2 separate regions of the Mus musculus genome follow, and region 1 is linked to region 2. Evidence: chromatin loops called from intact Hi-C (ENCODE). Cell type or tissue: gastrocnemius. All regions are shown on one strand. Each heading gives the region's core, and the rest is flanking DNA. Links, peaks and the distances in the headings are about the cores only.

Region 1 (11,181 bases), core at 1,430-9,429, 53 kb after region 2:
GATAATATAAAAACATGGCTTAGAAAAACTATAAAATGTAAAACTATTTCTGACATAGAAAGGAGGGACTTCGGGGACAGCGTGCACACATACCAGCAATCCCCCGTATCAGACCCGTACCCTGGACTCTTTAGTATGGCATTCTGGCCTGTTCACTATTAATCATGTTGTGGGCAGGGCCATCAGCCTCACCTCTCCTGTTTCCATTCCTGGCCAGGCTTGCCTTCTTCCATGACCAACTTTAAGTGCTGTCTCTTTGATGCCTTCAATGACCAGAAAATCCCTGGAACAGAATAAAGATTTTTTTTTTTGGTCTAGTTTATTGGCTTTTAAAAGTACCTCTGTAAATTTTCGTATCCCTTGTCATGTTGGATGGCTGTGTGCACAGCAGCCTGTGGCATGCTGGGACTCCGTCCTGAAGCCCCAGCGGCTCATTGGTGAACTGCAGCACTCATGAGCTTAGATGTCTATCTCCAGGTGTCCCCATTAGAATTGTGTAACTGGAAGCATGTTGTGTCACCTGTCTGAACCCACTTCCTCCTCAGCAAACTTAGTCAGATTCTGGCTTGTCGTGAGGTCAAAGAGAGATTCCTTGGAAGGTCCTTTCTTCAACTCTGATGGCTGAGAACATTAGCTGGGCACTAGCCAGAGGACGAGGCTTATCAGTTATATCCCGAGGCCCTCATTCTAAGAGGAGAGTTATATCCTATAGGGCTCTTGCCATGACACTGGAATCCGTAATTTCCTTCAGGCTACCTCATGCTGTTCCTCTAGGGAGATGTGTCTCACAGGGTTATGAAGGACCAGTTTCTTAACAACACAATCTAATGGGGACTGAGTTACACACCCCAATCTAATCATTTCTCTTGATGCTGACTCTGGGATTGTTACACCCATGGTACTGAAAGTCTTCTGGAACCCCAGTGCATGCTTCATAACAGTGGAAAAAAGAGCCCCGTTCTTGTCTGAATGCATGGTCACTGTATACTGAGGAATGGGGCGGGTGTGTGTGTGTGTGAGTGTGCTATACTGTGTATACTCCTACATACGTGATGGAATAATTGATGTGGTATAATGCATGGAATATAATAAAAAATGTAATGGTACATTGTATGCTGTAAATCTTCTCATACTAGCAAAGTGGATGGGTAAGAGCATCAGAGGCTGAACCTGAGAAACACTGGGATGTATAAATATCTCAGCAAAATATATATGCTGGTGTATAGTTTTCAGCCTTTTGGCATTATGTATCCGATTTGCTTTGAGCCCTTGGCACTGTTTCCCCTCCCAGGTAGCATATTGTATATGTTTTGGTGAGAAAAATTGGTGTCCTTTTCAAGGTTTAATGTTTTGCTTTCAGGCTGATTAATCACACAAAGAAACTGATGGAGAAAGAAGAAAAGCTGTGCATTAAAATCCTCCAGACTTTACGGGAGATGCTGGAGAAGAAAGACAGCTTCATGGAAGAGGTATTCTTTTAGTTTTTAGTATTTGAAAATTAGATTTGATTTTTTTTTTCTTTTTAAGCATTTGAAATAAAGTAAAATTTCCAGAATGTTGTATCTATGGATTGCAACGCGCCATTGTGCGCGCACTTCTTACTGGTTGAATAACACCTGGGTGTTATTCCTGTTAGCCATGTTATTGCAGTTTTATGGCGTTTACCTTCATGTTTGGTGTTGAGCTCAGAATGCAGCAGACCGAACATTTCTCTCATTCGCTGTGCTGCAGTCTGTCTCAGAAGAGTGTGTTGTCCTCTTGGATGGAGTATTGGGCTGAAAGGCCTCCTTTGTGGCCCTGGGAATTGAACCCAGGCCCTGTGCTTGCAAGTGCTCGACTACCAAGCTGCGTCCCTGAATCTCCAAGTGACCTTTCGAGGTGATGGGTGATTGAGGTGCCTGGTCTAGCACCAGCCTGTAGAGAGAGAGTGTCTGTATAGGCTGGCATGTGCTTTTTTCAAAATTATAATTAGACGTTTATGTTATTTTAGATATATTAATGCCACGTATTGTAAGATAATACTGTCATTTTAAATAAAGGGAATGGTTGGTTTCTATTCTCAGCTGTATTAGTGAATGCATAGTTGATATTCATAGACATATCAACGTATAGCTTGCCAGTCATTCATTACAAACAACAGCTCAGGTGCTCATTAAGCAATAGCTAGCAGTGTTTTGATAACCACGGAGATAATCGTAAATGTGAAACAAGAATTTTGAGAAGTTTTTCCCTTCTTTTCTTCCCTTTTCTGTTTCAAAGCTAGTTCCTATTCTTTTATGCTTAGCATCAAGCAAATTTTGTACAGAAGTACCTCAGCGTATTTTTAGAGTATTTCCAAAAACGCTAATTGTTTGGTATTTTAAAATGGCAAAGGTTTAATTTTTGTTACTGGATATATGTGCTTTTTAGGTCCAGAAAGTCTGCTGGGATTGGATTTTTTTTTCCTTTTGCACATCCTGAAAAGAAAGAAAGAAAGAAAGAAAGAAAGAAAGAAAGAAAGAAAGAAAGGGGATGGAAAATTGGTTGTCAGTAGGAAGGACTTTGCTCCAAAGTCGTGCATTAGAGGGGGTTGGCGACATGGCTCTGTTTAAAGTTCTTGTCACATAAGTATCAGTACCCAAGTTCAGCTCCCAAAACCAAGGTGAAAAGCTAGAATGACGGCAAACACTTGTAATCCCAGAGCTGGGGAAGCAGAAGACCCTGGGGTCCTGAGGTAACCTGGCCTACTGGGTGAGTTCCAGACCAAGGAGAGACTGTGTGGAGACAGGAGCAACAGCAAGGCTGCACACACGTACACACACCCTGTTAGAGTTAAGTGTCTGTATTACTAGTCAAAATGCCCTCTGTTTTAGTTCCACCGTCTGAGCAACAAATCATTTAAAGGGATGTCGTCAGCGTCGCTCTAGCAACCGGCTTTTTTTTTTTTTTTGACATAAGATTGAAGGAAACCTTACAGACTTCAGTGTAAGCTATGGGTCTCCTTAGGGTTTGCAGCTGCTCTCACGTGACCCCTCAGATTGGTACTGCCTGTTAGCTGATTTCACGGGTGCCCTAGGTCTCCAAGCAGAACAATTATGTCAACATAGTTTCTCTGACGAGCCTTACAGTTTGACACAAGAGATCGATTCCGAATGCTCTAATGGAAAGAAGGACAGACATGGGGATCCTGCTCTCAGTGGGCAAGAGTGTTGGAGCGTCTTCCAGGCTGCTCTATCTGAAATTAGCCATTCACTCTCCCTACCTGCTCCTGCTCACTGAAGTAGTCCAGCCTCCTCCTCTTCCTCTCTCCCTCCTTATCTCCCTCCCTATCTCCCTTCTTTCTTTCCTTTCTTCCGTCTAGAAAACACTAGTGGCTCACACACATTCGAACCTGCATGCACTTACACATGCCTACCACACACACTGAAGTAATAGTAAGAATAGTAAGAATGGAGGGTGAGAGCTGAAGAGATGTCTCTGGTTAAGAACACTGACCGTTCTCCCAGAAGCCCTAGGTTCCCTTCCCAGCACTCCCCTGGCAGCTCACACTGTGTGAACTGCAGGAGACCTGACACCATTTTCTGGCTTCTGAGGGCGCCACGCACACACATGGTCAAACACACACATACAGACAAAACAACCATGCAAACATCTGAAAGAAAGAAAGAAAGAAAGAAAGAAAGAAAGAAAGAAAGAAAGAAAGAAAGAAAGAAAGAAAGGAGGAAAGAAAGAAAGAAAGAAAGAAAGAAAGGAGGAAAGAAAAAAAGAAAGAAAAGAGGAAAGAAAAAAGAAAGAAAGAAAGAAAGAAAGAAAGAAAGAAAGAAAGAAAGAAAGAAAGAAAGAAAGAAAGGTGACGCCTGCCCTGGTTTAGCGCTGTGATAAAACACTGACCCAAAAGGAACCTGGGTGAAGAAAGGGTTTGGCTCACAGGTCACTATCCACCACGGAGAAATGCCAAGGCCAGAGCCAGAAACTGCAGTAGAGACCACGGAGGGATGCTGTCTACTGACTTGTTCCTGCTGGCTTTCACAGCTAGCTACCTTTGTTATACAGTCTTGTCTGCTTGCCTAGGGATGGTATCAACTATACTGGCCTTCCATATCAATTAGAAATCAAGAAAATGCCCCAAAGATGCCCACAGGCTGATCTGGTGGAGGGAATTCTTCAGTCGAGGGTCTCCCTTCCCAGGTGTGCCAATTTGACAGCCAGGATTGGCCATCTGAGCACTTCAGACAAGCAGAGAATCAGATAAACCTCTACAAAAACAATAAAGATGTGTGTGTGTGTGTGTGTGTGTGTGTGTGTGTGTGTGTGTAAATGTGCAAGGGAACATTGGCAGAGGGATTAGTGAGTGCCAGAGTTCTTATCTTGCTAATTACCATGGCTACTAACAACAAAATAAGACAGAAATTTGAGTGTGCAACTCTTATCTTGAAGTCAGCTTCTGGGTGCTTTAGAAGCAGGTGACTCCCTGTTCCCAGGTAACAGCGTGGAAGAGTTCAAGTGTCTGCCTCCAGACAGCACTGGGTGCCCCCTTGTGTCCACGGGTGACTCAAGCCTGTGTGAACTGGTGCTGGGTAGCAGGCTGGGCAGAGCGACTATTCTGCCAGTCACTAGGGGTCGTAGGAAAAGCCTGGGTTTCAGTAGTGGAACAACAGGCAGTGTTTCATGATTGTCTTACTTCCCTGTTCACTCAAACCTTACTGTCTCAAAATGGTACAAACTCACCATCGTTCAGATTTGGAGGCCAAAGGTTAAAATCAGATCAACATGCCAGCAGAGGTATACTCCATCTGAAGGCTGTGGGGCCGTATTCATTTCCTAGTCCTGTGTGTTTCTTGATGCCTCCTGCATGCCTTGGTTCATGTACCCTGTCTTAGTTAGGGTTTCTGATGCTGTGAAGAGGCACCGTGACCATGGCAACTCTTTTTTTTATTATTATTACATATTTTCTTTTTTTAAAAATATTTTTTATTACATATTTTCCTCAATTACATTTCCAATGCTATCCCAAAAGTCCCCCATACCCTCCCCCCCACTTCCTTACCCACCCATTCCCATTTTTTTGGCCCTGGCATTCCCCTGTACTGGGGCATATACAGTTTGCGTGTCCAATGGGCCTCTCTTTCCAGTGATGGCCGACTAGGCCATCTTTTGATGACCATGGCAACTCTTATAAAGAATAACATTTCATTGGGGCTGGCTTACAGGTTCTGAGGTTCAGTCTTTTAGCATCATGGCAGGAAGCATGGCAGCGTGCAGACAGACATGGTGCTAGAGAAGAGGCCAAGAGCTCTATATCTGGCAGCAGGAGAGAGAGAGAGAGAAAGAGAGGGAGAGGGAGAGGGGGAGGGAGAGGGAGAAAGAGAGAGAGAGAGAGTGAGAGTGAGTGAGTCCTGGCTTGAACATTTGAAACCCCAAGCCCACACCCAGTGACCCACTTCCTCTAACTAGGCCACATCTCTTAGTGCCAGTTTCTAAAAATTAAAATATAAGCCTGTGGTGGCTATTCTCATTCAAACTACCTCAGGCTCTTCTATCTTCAAAGCCCATTCATGAACGCCTTCCCAGTCACTCTCCCTTCTCTTTCTTCTTGTTCCTTCTCCCTCCTTGAATGGGCAATCCTTCTATGTGAGACTCTTGTCTCCCTCTTCTGGTTACATTGGAACGATTTAACAATCTGGTGTAACTCCTGCCCCTTGCTGAGATCTTTCACTTAATCTCACCTTTATCTGTAAAGTGCCTCAGTCACAGGTTCTTTAACTAGAGATATCCCAAGTTGTGGGCATGTTTGGACTGGGCATTTATCCAGCCTACCACTATAACGTGCCTATGCACACACACGGGTGTTGCTCAGGGGGACCACACGTCTTCCTTTTGTGTGTTGAGGGTTTGCAGGTTCAAATCTGAGTGGAGATTTCTTTGAGATTGTCAGGGGCCAGAAAGAGCCCTGTAGACTGGGGTGTGGGGTGGTATGGGGTAGATGTGCAGTGTCAAGTCAGGAGCCAAGATGCATAGGCTGGAGTGCACACGGCTCTCTTTTCTCTCTACCTCAGTACCAGGGAGACAGCAATGCTGCCTGTGAACCCGGGGGAATATTAAATAAAACAATGTGCATAATGGATTAAGAAACAGGACTGACGGATGCTAAGCTAGTTACTGTTGCCTTTGAAACCCAGTGCTGAAAAACTGAACTATAGTTATCATGCAGTTCAGAACATCAAAATGATTGCCAAATGAACTAAAAACACTGGTGGCTTTTATGAATGTCTTCTTTTCAGTTGCTGGGGCATGAGGGGCTATAGACACAGTGAGTTTGGTCTAATCGCTGTTGTGACCTTACTGGAAATACCTGAAGTTGTTCACATCTTGGTGGTGCGCTCTCTTGCTTCAGAATCTGAGACTGTAACCCCCTCTGCCCGGCTTGAGTTCTAAATCGTTAGAGATCTAGGACTGGAAGGTCATAATGAAAATCTTGCCTGTGCTCAGAGACTGACTACCAGCTGTCATCTTCACAAGGCTGCTGACATGGTAACTCAGAGAAAGCCACAGGCCCAAACCAAGGAAAGGCAAACCAAAGCCAAGGACAGAGGCAAGAAACAAGAAAAGCAAAACACAAGCCGGGCGGTGGTGGCACACACCTTTAATCCCAGCACTAGGGAGGCAGAGGCAGGCGGGTTTCTGAGTTCGAGGCCAGCCTAGTCTACAGAGTGAGTTCCAGGACAGCCAGGGTTACACAGAGATCTCAAAAAAACAAAAACAAAAGAAAACCAAAACACTCAGATGAATTGCAGCGGTAATCATTTCTACCTCAGTCTGACACAGACTTTTCCACAACACTCTACATGATCACTTTAGCTTCAGTTTGTTCTGTTGGGTTTCTTTGTTTGTTTGTTTGTTTTGTTTTTTTGGTTAACTAACTAATTAATTAATTAATTAATTAGATTCAGGGGCTTACTTTGTAGCTCTGGCTGTGCTGGAACCTGCTAGCCTGGAATCTACAGAGACCTGCCTGTGCTGTCTCTGCCCTCCTGGTGCTGACATTAAAGACACAGGCTAGCACACCCAGCCTTGCTGTCTTTTATAATCATCGTGGCATTTATAGGGCTGCTGTTTGTCTGACTTTGGACCTTGCTCTAGGATTCCTTAAGGATGATCCCTTTGATGTGTGCTGCCAGTTTAAAGAAACTAAGAACCTGTCCAGGGTGAGACAGGCTTGTCACCTAAGCTGCATCCCTGCATCCCCCGTTAGAGCTGAGATCACACAAAGTCCTGTACCCGCCTCCACCTCCCCTTGTTTCTATCCACATGCCACACCCTGTTGGGCTTCTTGAGGGCAGACTTGATCTTCACTGAGAAGCGTCCAGTGTTTAGCACTTTGCTGTGCACACAACCATTGCTCGGCGATGGCCTTCACACAGGCCTTATCACTGTAAGGATGACAGCAGCCTTTGCTGCTCTAGCAGAGGAGTCACTTGAAATCCTGCTTTGCATATCCTTGTGCCCCTACAAGAGGCAGGTTTCTCACACCTCACACACCTGCAAAGTCAGACCAGCTGTTCAGACCTTTAGCACAGGAGGCGGGTGGAGGAGCCGTGTCTCAGACACAGCAAGTGTTTAGTGAGGTGTTGTAGCGGGCACCCACTGTGAGGTCTGCAAAGCAGAAAGGAAGATGGAAAGGTGTCATACCCCAGACCCTGTGCCAGGCTCAATGGGCGCTCAGCTTTGAGAACAAATGTGGTTCTGAAGGACTGCCAGGAGGAGGGCTTCCATTCCCGCACCCGCTCCCAGCTTTGAGAAGAGCCTGGGAAGAATGTGCTAGAGACTCGGCTAATGGCCTTGAGAAGACACACCCTGGAGACTTTGAGCCTAGAGCAATCCCTGAACAAAGCCAGGACTGGCTGCAGCATCCCTAAGTGCCGACCCCAACAGTGTCAGAGCCCCACAGCCTAACATGGGGTAGATCTGGTGGTGCAACTGTTTGGAGAAGGAACAGGCAGTCTGAAGAAAATCTGAAAATCAAGCATCGGCTTGATCTGTTTCAGGATGAGACCGCTCATAGCCAAGTGAACCCGCACCAAAATCTTGTTGTTACTTTGTTCTCACATCTGTATCTAGAAGAGCTGTCAGCTAGGTAACATGCTATCTGCATCCACTCAGATGTAGAGACTTGCAGAGACTCAGACTCCTAACCTCCCTTTTAAAACTAAAAAGAAAGGCAGAGGGGGAAAGCCTTCCAGTAAGTGGCTCGTGCCTCTAAGCTGGTAGATTGTGAACACAAATCCCGAGTTTCTCCTGCTTCTTTCTACTGTGTTACATTGTGAGTCAGGAATTAAGTAATGCTGCTAGACCAAATGCTGCTTACATTCCATCTCATTCTGTCAAGCTCCGGCTGCAGACTCATTTTTCTGCCTCCGTCTTTATTTATTACCACAGGTAGTTCAGATAAAGGGTAATACAAGGAGTGGCTGTCCCAGAAGACTAAAGCTAGCTCAAGATAAAGTGATTAGTCTCCGAGACCACAAAATTCCAGTCTCTCCACAGTACTGAAATTCCAATTTATCCATCAGTCTGCAGGCACAGGTTCCTCCAGGAGGCTTTTGTTTACAGCCGGACACAGATTCTTCTCAAGAATTTTCATTTATACTGTAATTCATTTAAACCATGTAACAATTAAATCACAGAGAAATCACCACCGAGAAGGTAACAGATGTGTCAGAGTTTACACAGCAAAGCACAGTGGAGTCAGGACAGATCCCAGCCCGTGTAGCTACAGAGTCTACAGTGAGAGTCTATGTTCCTGTGTGGGGCTGCCTCTCATTGCACTGAGGCGGCAGCCACAGAGCTGTAGGAGTGCTGCACATGGCTGCGGAGGGAGAGAGAGCTTTTTGTTAAGGCAGTGCAGACCACAGACCACATTTCATCTGTGTTTGATGGTTTTCGAACATCTACCACGTACTTCAGTATTGCATCGGCTTGGTTCCTGCCTGTTCCACCTGGAGCCCAAGACTCTGAAGCCTTTCTGGGATACTCCCTCCTTTAAGCAAAACAACACCATCGGTTTGAGTGTTTGCAGATTGCCCAGTAGAGTTGGAGGTTCAGTTTTTTACAGTTGTTAGCTTTTGTCTGAATTGCAATTATGATTCAAATCTCAGACTCCACTTCTTACATAAGCATAGCCTGGGAAAGCAAGAGAAATGTGTTAGGCACATAGCTTGGTATGAGGAGCCCAGGGTAATGTATCTAGTGAGACCTTGGGATGATTTGAATGAGAGAGAGAGAGAGAGAGAGAGAGAGAGAGAGAGAGAGAGAGAGAGAGAGAGGGGCAGGCCAAGGGTACTACAGAAATGTGTACTTAAGTGATTTCTATTTGAAGCATCAAGCCCACTTACTTCAGGTTCTCTTGCCCTGTTAGAGTATAGTCAAGTGGGGCGGGTGGGGAGAGTTGTTGGTCCCATAGCAAGCAATAATCCCACAATGCCAGTGAGGGATTGCTATATCAATATACCAACCTCCAGGGTGCATGTAGCCATTGATTTATGAAAAGCATAGTTTGTGACCTATGGAGAATTGGTCATCTCTTAGGCGGAGTCAGACGAGACTTCTGCCTCCCAGGCTCAGCGTCTTATTTCTGAAAAGGACAGCCCTGATAGAAATTTCATTCTGCTCTTCCCAGTCAGTGAACAGTGCAAACCTCAAACCCTGTAGAGCCACCCTCCCGGGGTGGGGGTGTGGGCAGCCTTTGTTTCCCACAGGCTTTGCTCCCCATCTCCCAAGTTCCTCTTCTCTCCCTCTGTGACCTGTGTCCCTTCCCTTTTCCTGGGAGAGCTCTCTTCCCCAGGCCCAATGTTTTCTCAGCTCTTCATTGGTTAGCCACTAGCTTCTCCCTCATCCTTGGAGTCAGGAGCTGCGGGTGTGTGTGTGTGTGTGTGTGTGTGTGTGTGTGTGCGCGCGCGCGCACTTCTCCACTGCTCCCTCAGGGCTGATTCCTATCCTACCTTTAAGATCCTAGCACTTTCTGGGGTGGAGGCTTTGACTACATCATCCTGACACCTGCCGATATTCCCTCCCTTCCCTCCCTCCAGCCGACCCTTAGGCATATCTAGTGCTATAGGCGACACCCACTAGTAACAGGGGGTTTCCTTCCATACCATCCTGCTGTTAATACTCTAGCCTCTCAGCTCTCAACCTTTGCCCCTTCTGTGACCTCTCTGCTCCATCACCCTTCCTGAGACGCCCTGAGAGTTTGCACCTCTAGGAGCCACTGACTATGCAGCCGCTAATCTGGGAATCCCAACACCCAGCCCTGTACTCTGCTGTCCACTCCCTTTGCTTTCAGCTGTGCTGCGTTTGGCCATCCCTGGACTTAATCAGGACTTCAGATCCCTCTCACTTCCCACCCACTCAGCTCGTTCATCCTAGTGTATATTAGTCTCAGGCTTAATAGTCCACTGGTGAGCAGCTGAGGCAGGAGACTAGCTATTTATCCCTAAGGCAATCTTGTGTAAAGGAGGCAGGGTTACTTCTCCTAAGGTGTTGGAATGTTGTTGACAAAACATGAGGCAAGAGATGTGAGATGGGCTACAAGGACAAAACACCATGCTTTCCCCGGCACAACTTCCACAGATGGACTCTCAGATGAAGTCATTTGGCTGGCTTTCCATCCGCGTCTCACCTCTTTCTGCATAAAGCCAGGATTTTGAAAGTTCCCTTTCAAGACAGCTTCTGCTTGGTTGTGAACGTGGGCACTGTGTGATCTCCAAGAGTGAAGTGGCTGAGGGATCCTGAGGCTGAGAACATATGGGTGACAGTCTGCTTCTTCTAACAAGACATCTGCTAGGCTCTCCCGCCTCGGAGCATATGCTGTGGTTTGCCAATTGTTTTCATAAATATTAATCTCTGAGATCTCAACTGACAGACAAGTTGTTCTCTTGGGTTCTTTTCTTATTTTCACACTCCATGTTTGAATGATTCTGCCGCATTACAGTGAAAACTTTTTTTTTTTTAAATACAAAGTTTATATTTTGAAAAAGGGGGCTACCAAGTGTTTAAAGACAAAGCATGACTTTTCCCTTTGCATTGGGATTTTCCTTCTTTCGTAGTTTTAACTAAATATTTTGTCTTGCATTGGTTTGTGGAAGCACGTGATTCACTCCACCCTTCACCAGTACCTCAGGATGGCATTGAGTGATCGGTTGGTTG
Region 2 (11,181 bases), core at 1,829-9,828:
AATGATTGGATTGCACGTTAATCTCACAGTGATTAGTTGTGAGTGTGGGCATCTCACCAATGTCTTGTGTTTAGTGGAGTGCAGACGTTAAGGAGCTAAGTGGGGCCATTTAGATACACATACTTTACATATGTGCCATGTAGTATGTATAAATTGCATTGTTCTCTCAAGTTCAGAGACTTCCTGTTTATACTAGCAAATGTATATCGTAGCCATTAATTTTTTTCTTCCATGGTGTTTTGTTTTGTTTTGTTTGTTTTTTTGTTTTGTTTTGTTTTTTCGAGACAGGGTTTTTGTGTATAGCCTTAGTTGTCCTAGATCTCACTTTGTAGACCAAGTTGGCCTCAAACTCAGAAATTCGCCTGCCTCTGCCTCCCAAGTACTGGGATTAAAGGCGTGCGCCACCATGCCCGGTGGGTGTTTTTTGTTTTTTGTTTTTTGTTTTTTGTTTTTTGTTTTTTGTTTTTTGTTTTTTGTTTTTTGTTTTTTGTTTTTTTTGACTTTCAAACAGATACATGCATAGAACACCTCAGAAAAACTAACTTGAACCATGAATTTAGAGTTAAATTATCTTTTAAAAGAATTGTTTATTTTTTGTTTCATGCATGGGTATGTCCATTCATACATGTATGTGAAGATATGTGTGCAGTGCCCATGTATGTATGTGCACATATATATGCAGTACCCATGTATGTATGTTCACATATGTGTGTAGTACCCAGAGTCCAGAAGAGGGTTCAGATCCCTTGGAGCTGGAGTTACAGGAGGTTGTGAGCTGCCATGTTCCAAGCACCCACATGCACTCAGCTCCTCACAAGAGCTTTAACCCCTGAGCCATCTCTCCACCCCCTAGACTTTTACGTTAAATTACTTTTCAGCATTTTGAAATGTAAGAATTCCCTTTTATGTGTGAACATATTGCTTGGAGTTCACAGATACTTGCAGCTAAGCTTTCAGCCAATACACATGTAAATACCCATGAATGTTCTGTAAATGTTGACCTTTGCCTAATCAGTATTTAAAAATGAGATCTTTGGTGTACAGGATCTAGGAATACAGAAGCTGTGTGAGAATATTAAGCAACAAAGTTCTCCCGTGTTTAGGTGCAGTTACTAGTGTCGAACCAAGATGTTGATAACTACAAGCAAATCAAGGCAGACCTCGACCAACTTCGGCTGACGGTGGAGAAATCTGAGCTGTGGGTAGAAAAGAGCGGCAGCTATGAGAATGGAGATGTGGGTGAGGGCCAGGCCAAAGGAGGCGAAGAGGCAAATGAGGTTTGTTTCCGAGATCACTTTTAGGAGGAAAATTCTTTATTTTTATTTAATGTGTAATGAGTGCTTTGCCTACATACATGTCTGTGCACTCCATGCATGCAGTGCCCATTGAGGACAGAAGGGGGCACTATATGCCCTGGAACTGGGGATACAGACAGTTGTCAGCTGACCTATGGGTTAGCAATGAAACCTGTGTCCTATGAAGAGCAGCCAGAGCTCCTAACTGTTAGACCAGGGATCTAGCCCCTACTTTTTTCTTACAAAACAGTTTTACTGATAATATTTGCATGAGAGCTAACTGCCACCAATGTTATAATGGCTGTTTCTGAAATGCCTGCCTTGTGTCCCACTTAGGGGTTTGAATCCAGGAATGTAAAGGGTGTGTGGAGGCTTACCTGGGGCGGCCTTGGAAGTACTCTCAACGTTTCAGGTTGTAGAACGGGGGGCACAGAAGGTGCTAACTAAATATTAATTATTGAACCGTCGAGGGGTTGCAAGGTAGCGCTGAGATGGTAGAGTTCTCTGACAGGTCTCAGGATGACGGCTACTTGTAATTCTTCACTCTATCTCCTAGGAAATTTCCTGTAATGTTTACAAGTGTTAGTGGAATGTAGACTTTCTGATCCATAAAACTTTGTTTTATAATGAGCTAGGGCCATGGAGTGGAGACATAAATTCTTCTCTAACTCATTTCTAAAGACAAAAAAAAAATGTTGGCATTTATTCAGTGCTCTGCATGTCCATGGCATGAAAGTCAGATGTTTTTATACGTGGATTCTCCTTTTAAATGCCAAACAGACTTTGGGGATGGCAATAGGGCTACCTTTTAACCAATAAACGAGAGCTTGGAAATCCAAGGGCTCCCCCAGGCTGCAAACTCTGGGACTCAGCCAACAGTTGGATGATAAGATCCAGGCTCCTTAAGATTGCACTTTCTGACACAAAAATAAGTCACTATGCTTTTACAAATTGTAATACCCTTTCCTTCTGAAAAAAAGAAATCACATTTTATGTGTGCCCTAGGAAATATACTGTTGCTTCTCATGCAATCTTGGCTTATGTGAGGAGAGGTCTTTGGCTGGGCCGGTGAGACGGCTCAGCAGGTACAGGAACCTCATGCCAGGCCTGCTGATCTGAGCTCAACGCAGGCGTCCAACGGCCCTCGGCATAGTTCACTGTGCTACAGAAAGACAAGATGTCTCACAATAACTCAGATGAGATGTACCAGGAAGGCTGTAAATCCCTGGCCTTCACTCACTGAGGCATGATGGGAAAGGGAGGGCTCTTCTGCTGCAGAGTGGTGAGTGCTTGCTATTCTGCAGGAAGCATCTCAGGTGCTTTGCCCGTGAGAAAGAAGAGGGGCGTGAGGAGTAATTGCAGACATTCTCAAGGCAAAACCGTACAGCTTGCGGTGTAAAAAAAAATCAGTTTTCCAATCTGAAATGGGGGGAGCTGGCATTTATTCACCGAGTTCCAGATGTATTGGTTCAAGGAATGGAAATCGTTGTAGGTAGGTTGCTTAGGGTGTGGCTTGATACGAAAGAGTTAAATATTCAGAAAACCTAGAATTGGGAGAGGTTGCCCTGGATTGTTGGCTTTGGGGTCAAATGATCATAGCTCTGTAGGGAGACTCCATTCATGCATGAGGAGGCTGCTTTCTCAACGCGTCTGTGGCTTTGTCCGCCTCTGCTGACCCACTTTTTGAAGGCCTGGGATGCGACAGTGAATATGACGCTCTTAAGAGACATTCCTGTCTGCTGGAATTTCCTTTTTGGCTCCCTGAAGTTCCAGGGAGCTGCCTGCTAGCTTCCTCCTGGCACCTTGGCTGCCTTGAGCTCAATGCACTGGGCTGGCTCAGGCTGAATTGGATTTAGAATTCTTCACTGCAGGGGAGCTGGCAGCTGCAGACAAAGCTAAGGGGATGTGAAAGGGAGGCTAGGCCTGAGTTAACAACCAACACAGAGAAGACGATGCAGAGGCAATCAGTAGTGGGGGGTAGGGTGGCATAAGGGGTTGGAATCAGACACCACAGGATCTACTGCTTAGCATGTGTGTAGCTTGCTTTGACTTTCTAAGATTTGTGTTTACCACCCGGAAAATGGGCACACAGTGCACTGTAAGGGGTCATTGAGCAAACCTCTGATGGAGTGTGTTAGCATGCGGGTTTCTTGTCACTTTGACACAAGCTTGGGTCATTTGGGAATAGGGAGCCTCAACTGAAAAGATACCTTCATCAGATCGGTTTGTAGGAAAGTCTGTAGAGACATCCCTTGATCAGAGACTAATGTCGGGGTTGGCTAGCTCACTGTGGGCAGTGCTGCCTCTGGGCAGGTCCTGTGTTCTCTGAAAAAAGCAAGCTAAGGCATGAAAGAGGGTCAGTCAGCAGCGTTCCTCCATGGCTCTGGCTTCACTTCCTGTCTCTAAGCTCCTGTCTTTAGTTTCTGCCTTGGCCTCCTTTCATGATGGACTGTGACATATAAGATTAAAGGAATCCTTTCCTCCCCAAGTTACTTTTAGTCATGACATTTGTCACAGGAACAGAAAGTAAAGTGAGACAGTCAGTTAGCATGGCTTCAGTGTGCATTCAACAACTGACGAAGCGAGCAAGAAGCTAAGATTAGATACTAGGAAATCAAGCAACGAGACTCCAACTTTATTTTATTATTTCTTTTAAGATTTGGTTTAATTTATGTGTATGGGTGCTTGTGGAGTCCAGAAGAGGGCGTTGGAGCCCCCACAGCTGGGGTCACAGGCAGTTGTGAGCTACCCAATGTGGGCGCTGGGAACTGAACTCAGATCCTAAGAGCAACAAATGCTCTTAACTGTTGAGCCAAACCTCCAGCCCCTCACTTGCTTTGGTTTTGTCATCATGGACCAGTGGGCTTACTTCTGAGCTGCTCCATCTCCTGCTCGTATCCTAGCAACAGCATTCCAGTGTCATTATCTGTGCACAGCACCACCTAGAATGAACAGGTGTTTCTGAGTCTCCTGCTTAGAGATGAGGGAAGCTATCCTAGGAGTTCTTGCTAGTGCCTGTCCAAAGCCTGGACACATTTTACCACTAAGCCAGTGTACTAAGCTAGCCCACTGTCTTTGTATTTGTTTCCTACTTGACACAAGCTAGAGTCATCTGGCAAGAAGGAACCCTGACTGAGGGACTGCCCCATCGGGCTGGCCTATGGACATGTCTATGGGAAACCGTCTTGATTGTTCATTGATGTAGGGGACATAGCCCAGTGTGGGTGACAGGATTCCTGGGCAGGTGGTCCTGGGCTATAAAAGGAAGCCAGCTCAGGATGTGCCTGTGAAAGGAGCCAGCAGGCAGCATTCTTCCACGGTTCCCTCCATGATGCCCTGTGGCCTGGATTGTGGCCTGCATAAACCCATTACCACTTACGCTGCATGTGGTCAGAACATTTTATCATAGCAGTAAGGATCAAATTTGAACAGTGTGTATCTTAAGAAATAGAACCCTACAGTTGTGAAAGCCTTGTGGTCTTTCTGTACCCCGAATAAAATCCCACAAGTTTGTTAACTTCCTAGCTTAATAGTTCTCTCCTATGTGTAGTATGTATTAATAAAACACAAGAAATACAGGGGAAATACCTCCCCCAGGCTCTTCTGGGTCTGCTGTCTCCCATCCTTGTTGAATATGGCAATAATTAATTCACCAGAGCTCTAATCTGCATTGGTGCATTGTCAGACATGGCGTTTTAGTGAGCTGGTCATGGACTGATATTTTAAGAACTTTGCTATTAAAAGCAGCATTACTGTGGCAGCTTGGGCAGCTTCTTCCTCTTGAGCCCATTCAAGAGGTGCTTCAGGGATGCACTTAGGAGCCAAGCATCCCATGTGCTGTGTCCTGGCTCACACCAGTCATTTTCTGCAGATCAAGTCTTTTCTTCCAACAGTGTGTGAGAGTTGCCAAACCTCCCGTCCCGGTTACTGTTGGCATGCATGACAACCGTGACCGTTGTTATTTTGATTCCATTAGGTGTTTCAGAAGGTCAATTAATTAATTAATTGGTTAATTACTTTTATTTTTTTTGTTAAAGCTAAGTTCTGTTTGGGAAGGGAATGAGGTTCTGTTTGCTCAGGTGTACCAGATAATGAGGATGGGCTGTAGAGATGGCTCGGCCGTTAACATCTTTGCCGCACAGGAGTTTGGATGCCAGGACTTTGGATGTTTAGAACCTATGGGGGTGGGGGGGCTGTAATTCCAGCATCAGAAGGCAGAGATGGGGAGCGCTTGAGCAAGCTGGCTAGCCAGACCAGTCATCTGGGTGGGTGGGGAGCAGTGGATGTTATTCTTTATCCTCTGGCTCCCGCTGTGGCTATGAAGAGGTTCGCTGCGTGCAGTTGTGTCTTAATATTGAAACGCCAGCTAAGTATATATTATGCCTTACTAGTATTTCTGTTGGTGCGATGTCAGTGTACATATGTATGTTAGATTTCATTTTCTTTTTCCTCAAGCCTGTGACCTCACAGTTAACACTTTATACTTTATTTAAACTCAAACTTGTTTGTCTCACCCACATCTTATTTGGAGTTTATAACACCCAGCTGAAAATTTAACTCCAGCCATGGTACTTTTTCATAACTGAAAACCGATTTCCCCCCCACATTTGCCTGGCGGTTTTCACCAGGCTTTATAGCTTTTAAATGTTCAGGTTCATGTCTACCTGAGATTCTGCGCATTTGCTTCCAGAGTGAGGTAGTTGGGAGTTGCTTTTCTAATTTTTAATTTTTTTTATCTTTTTAATATATATATTTTAAATGTTTATGTGCCTTTTGCCTACGTGTATGGGTGTGTACCACATGTGTGCCCGGTGTCTGTGGTACCAGAAGAGATGCTCTTGTGAGTAGCTCTCTGAGCACATACTCGGCTAAGGACATCTCTGTGGTTACGAGATGTCGGAGCTGTTAGATGACCGATTCTGAGTCGGCATGCATTGATATCCTTCTGTGGGTTGAAGAGGGTGCTTTCCTGCTTGGGGGAATTGTAGCTGCTCCAGCCTGTTGCCAGGGGGCGCTGTTGGTCTGAGCCTTCAGAGACCTCTATCTGCATGCCGGCCTTGAGACAAGGGTTTATATGCTGACCTTTGCTGGGTCCTGCGCTACAAAGCTAACATTACACCTGCCTTCCGGGTGGTCACTCTAGCCTGTAGATTGGAGTCCTTGATAATGGCTTCTGGTTGTGTATCCCTCCATCCACACCCTCACTGAGGAGATGGAGGGGGCGGGGCATGTCCTTTTTGGGGAAGGCCTGTTTTCAGCTGTCTCTGCAGAAGCTCCTGAGGTATCTTCATTCAGGCTTTTAGTGCGGGTGTTGTTATTACGAAGGTACATTCTGTGTGGAATTCTTCTGAGGCCTGAATTTAGTCTGGAGGACATTCTATTTTGTAGTCACACTAAATATAGATTTTTGGTTTGGGATTTTGGGGGCCTCTTTATTAATGGAAATCCTAGTCCTAGATCCCAGGAGTGGGCTTTTCTTTGTGTACAGGGGTTTGAGACCCTTAGGCCATGGCCAGAGTGAAAGCCAAGCTATCTATGTACCTTTGTCTGTCCAGTGGGCTGTGTCTTCCCTAACTCACTGTGTGATGTTTGTAGATTTGTGGTTTCTGGCCAGAACTTTGATCTTTCTTGGCTACTAGACTTGGCCCCTCTCCCTCTCTATCTCCTCCTCCCCAACTCTCCATCTCCCCCTCTCTCTCTCCTTCCTTTCCTCCCTCCCTCCGTCTCCCTATCTCCTCTCTCTCTGTAGGTGCCTACCCCTAATATTAGAACTCAGAATGTAGGTTGCCAGCATAGCCTAAGTTCCTAAGGGGCACCAGTGAACACCAGTGAATTTCTGTCCTGAAATTTTTATGAACTTTCATGTTTTCTGAGTTCCTGTTGAAAAGAAGCATCTTAAATATTTTATCAGTCACCTTTGGATGTTGTCTAGAAGGGGCTCGTCGCATTCTACCTGGCAGTTGTCAAAGACAGTCAGCGACTCTGTGTTTCCAGCCCCTGTATTCGTCCCCTGGTATCTGCACTGATGTTGGAGATGACCCGTGTGGGCTACAGCTGAGCCTCTTGTTCTTAACTAGTGGTTGTTTCTCTGGAGTAGAGTCCTTTCCAACTCTCTGCCTCGTGTAGTATGGAATCTGCATGCTCACTACTTGGTATTCATAGGACTTCCTCATTTCCATTGCTAAAGTTTGATGTCTGGACTCCAGTCTGATATTTCAGACATGGCTTCTGCTCTGCAACAATGTACAAAGCCCAAGCACACAGCACAGGCTTGTTCTGAAGGATAGTCACTAATGTAGCCAACACTAATAGCAACAGGAGTAAGAGTTTGTACTAGAAATGGCTGGAAGCTGGGAGACCCTGAAGAGTTTCAAGGAAGGAGTGAGTGTTCCATTTGGCAGAATCCAGAATGTTTCAGAAGAAGCAGGGCCACTGTGGGAGGCGTCCAAGAGCCCTTTGTACACGATCAGGTGTGAATTTGTGAATGCATGAGGGTGGTGGGGGTTGGGGGTGAGAGAAACAGGTAAACAGGTGGACAGAGAAACCAGAAGGGTCTGTCTATAATGAGGTAATTTCAGGAGATGAAGAAGGAATGTGAGAAACGCCAGTGCTAACTTATACATAGGTGAATGAGCTTCATTGTGAGGGAACCAGCAGCCGAGTGCAGTGGTGACAAATGGATGGAATCCATCCCGGTGTCAGGCGAAGTGTCTAGCAGCAGCACACACTAGACCAGGCCGTGGACATAATCCTTTGTGTCTCTGGGAGTTTCACGGAGGCTCTAAACATGGCCTTTGGTATTGCTCTGAGCAATCCAGCTTTCAGCTGTGTAGAAATTATGGGACACATACCGTGAATCCTGGGCTTCATTTATGTAATTTAAAAAAATGCCTTCAATATCGTGAAAGTTTAAAAACATTTTCTTTGATTTTTTTTTTTATGTAAAAATATCCACTCTCTTACTTTTATGCTCAAAGTTTAGTTTTCTCGTTTGCATGTTGACAACACAGACTCTTTAAGGGCTCGAGGGGAAATATTTCATTTAAAATAAAACCTTATATGGCACATTAGTGTTTTTCTTTGTGATTTAGGTTGAATATACTAATTTTTGAAAGATGTTTATCCCTTTTTTCAATCTGATAAAAACTAGTGCAACTTCTCTTCAAAGTGAAGTTTAACACAGGTAAAAGTGAACTTTCCTAGTTGGAAATGGCTCTCCATCCTCCATTAGATAAGCAAAAGATTCCAACATAATTTAAACAAAAAAGAATCGGGAGGAGTCACCATAGGCAAAAATACGAAGTGCTTTAGCTTTATGTCCTTGGGAGCATCAATGTTCAGAAGAGGACTCCAGATGACCCCACTGCTGGCGCTGATCTCTAACGATCACAGAGGCGGGGGCAGGGTTCACGCCTGTGTCTGTACACCGTGCTCCCTGTGTGCAGATGTGTCTTCAGGGGCCATGGAAATTCCATCATTTCGAAGGTCAGTGGGCTAGGGGCTAAGCACGCAGTGTCAGCAGCATCAGCATAGTCTCTAATTCATCACCTTCAAATACGGTGTCTAAATTTAGAAAGAGAGATTAAGCAAGGAAGGTGTGGCTGAGTGGGTTAAGGCAGGATTGTCCTTTCTGCACACCCTTCTCTTTATTTAGCCTGAGAAGCAGGTCACCTGAACATGTCAGTGCTCCAGAGAGAAGGCCCTGCTCCATTCATTTTATTATTACAGTTATCACATCAGTTTGCTTCTCCGTTTTTACCTGCTTCTTTCTACGCAAGTGTGTAGTTTTCAGTGTTTTCTTGTAATTTAAAATATCTTTGTATGTATGTGTACAACTGTGTAGTTATGTGTACATGTATGTGGTTCTGTGTGTGTGTATGTGTACAACCATGTGAATGTATGCATGTATGTGTTTCTGTGTGTGCATGTGCGTATGTGTGTATATGTGTACATGTATTTGTGTGTGTATGTGTGTGTACATGTATGTGTGCTGTCTCTGCCTTCCCATTTCTGGGATTATAGATATGCTGTTGATCTTGACTTACAGCTTTTCATAATAAAACTGCTTAACCATTCAGTAACTTTAAGTCTGATATTTACGTATCTACCTTGTTTTGGACTAAGAGCAATATTTTCTTTTGTCAAGCTTTCTAGTTGGGTCTTCTTAATACTCACCCAGTGTGTATCCATGTCTTTTCTTTGGCTTAAAGATCTTTTGTTGTGGTTCTTCTAGTGGACACGTGGAGCAGGAATGGAATGAACTGAACAATACCCTTTGGGACTCTGTTGTCTAGACAAGGGGCTGAGACTGTGTGGGTACCTGCTCCTCTCTTCCAGGGCTCTTTAAACTAACCCAGCCTTGTAAGGAACCAGTGGCTTGTGCCTGAACAGGACAATCCTGTTTTCTACAGATCCCATTGCTGGTCTATCGGAAAACTCCCAGAGGCAGTACTTGCTGTAGGGCACAGTCTGGGCATCTTTACAGAGACAGCCCACTGCCAACGTGTCAGTTATAGAGTTTCTGTGAGGATGAAAGAGCAGTTCCTTGGGAATTAGACCTGCTCTGTGTCCAGCAGGGGATACAGCATGTCTCTGTTGGCCTTTAGAGGAAGAGGCCTCACTTTGTCTTGCTGATGCTTGGCTTATAGTTCCCCCTCCTCAGAGAGCTGGTCTTAGGCATGTCAGGGATACTGTGGGGGTGACCCTGACCACTTTTATTCCATCTATAACACATTGTACAATCTTGCAGCAACCTCAGACAATCTTACCGGGTGTGTTATTACTCAGCTCTGTGAATGCTTTGATGTACAGATGTCCTTCAGCACAGAAGAGAGACAGAACTCATTGTACAGCACAGTCTGCTTTCAAGGTGTGACAGGGCTGGAGCCAGAGGGTCCATCGACATTGACATCGACATCGAAGGCAGGCATTGCACCATTCCTAAGTTTCTAGAACAGACAGTTTTCCTTGCATGCTTTGTTTTGTTTCAGGGGTCTGCTTGGTTTAACTCTGTGAGCGGGTATGTCTTTATTCTTTCTTAGAAAGCCCCCAGCTGTACACTAATCTTGTATGGTATAGGGATCTTGGAGCTAGGGTTAGATAGTTATCTAGTAATGACCTTCTGGGTACTTCAGGATGTCATAGCTCCTTTCTGGGCCAGAGGCATGACTCAGGTCCTGTTCTGAGGTATCCACACAGTCTTGTGGTTTTACAAGCTGCTGATGGAGGGGTCGTCCAAGTGACCCCAGACTTGTTAATATTTAATGAGCTTCTTTACAGTATCAAGATCTGAAACCCTAAGACCACCCAGTTGACACTGGATTGATCCAGCTGCCTTGGCCTGAAGTTGGGTTGAAATGAGTTTAGAGTCTCCACTCTGTTGGCTTTCAACCTCTGGAGACCATCAGGGAATGCAGGTAGAAAAGGGTAGGCTGTGAAGAAGCATTTTAGGGTGAGCTGACTATATACAGGATGAGATAATGTTAAGATAGTTATCGAACACATACGATTCAAAGACAAATAGGATCACTCCTACAATCATAACCAAATCCCACCTTGAAGGCAGAGATCCAGTTCCCAGCTGTTCACGGTGATGGCGCCTCATGAACTTTGAATGTAAATCTTGTAGCTCCCTTGAGCAGATGAAGCATTAGTTGAATTGTCGGGGTGTCTGCAAGGTGTTCAACATTGATAACATCACGGAAGGCCCTAGAACAGCCTTGAAGAAACCCAAAACCACGTGATTTTTGTCATTATTATTTTTATCTTATATTTTTGTAGAGCTATATTTGCCTCCTCAGAAAGGTGTATGTGTGTGTGTGCACACCCGTGTGTGTGTGCACACGCATGTGTGTGTGTATTCATGTGTGTGCATGTGTGTGTGCAC

What was found. Hi-C counts contacts between places; a loop is a spot of excess contacts. Peaks named below come from ENCODE experiments on the same cell type or tissue, not always from the same donor. Only the 100,000 strongest peaks of a DNase experiment are listed, where the experiment ranks them.
Region 1: it touches region 2 in a loop (2.7-fold over the local background); 5 of 42 quality-filtered maps call a loop at or near these places.

What each region holds. Positions count from the first base shown.
Region 1 is chr6:146,281,813-146,292,993 of GRCm38, reverse strand. It overlaps Itpr2 (inositol 1,4,5-triphosphate receptor 2), which reads left to right. Exons shown (of 57, transcript NM_019923.4): 37 at 1,361-1,469. Among named protein-coding and RNA genes, the nearest start is that of Gm35596, 68 kb to the right of the region's middle. In gastrocnemius, for the core only: CTCF peaks have their summits at 4,515 (motif pointing left) and 5,637 (motif pointing left); a DNase peak (open chromatin) is centred at 7,740.
Region 2 is chr6:146,335,153-146,346,333 of GRCm38, reverse strand. It overlaps Itpr2 (inositol 1,4,5-triphosphate receptor 2), which reads left to right. Exons shown (of 57, transcript NM_019923.4): 26 at 1,104-1,277. Among named protein-coding and RNA genes, the nearest start is that of Gm35596, 120 kb to the right of the region's middle. In gastrocnemius, for the core only: a CTCF peak has its summit at 6,306; DNase peaks (open chromatin) are centred at 4,553, 5,167, 5,504, 6,321 and 3 more places; H3K27ac peaks cover 3,400 bases.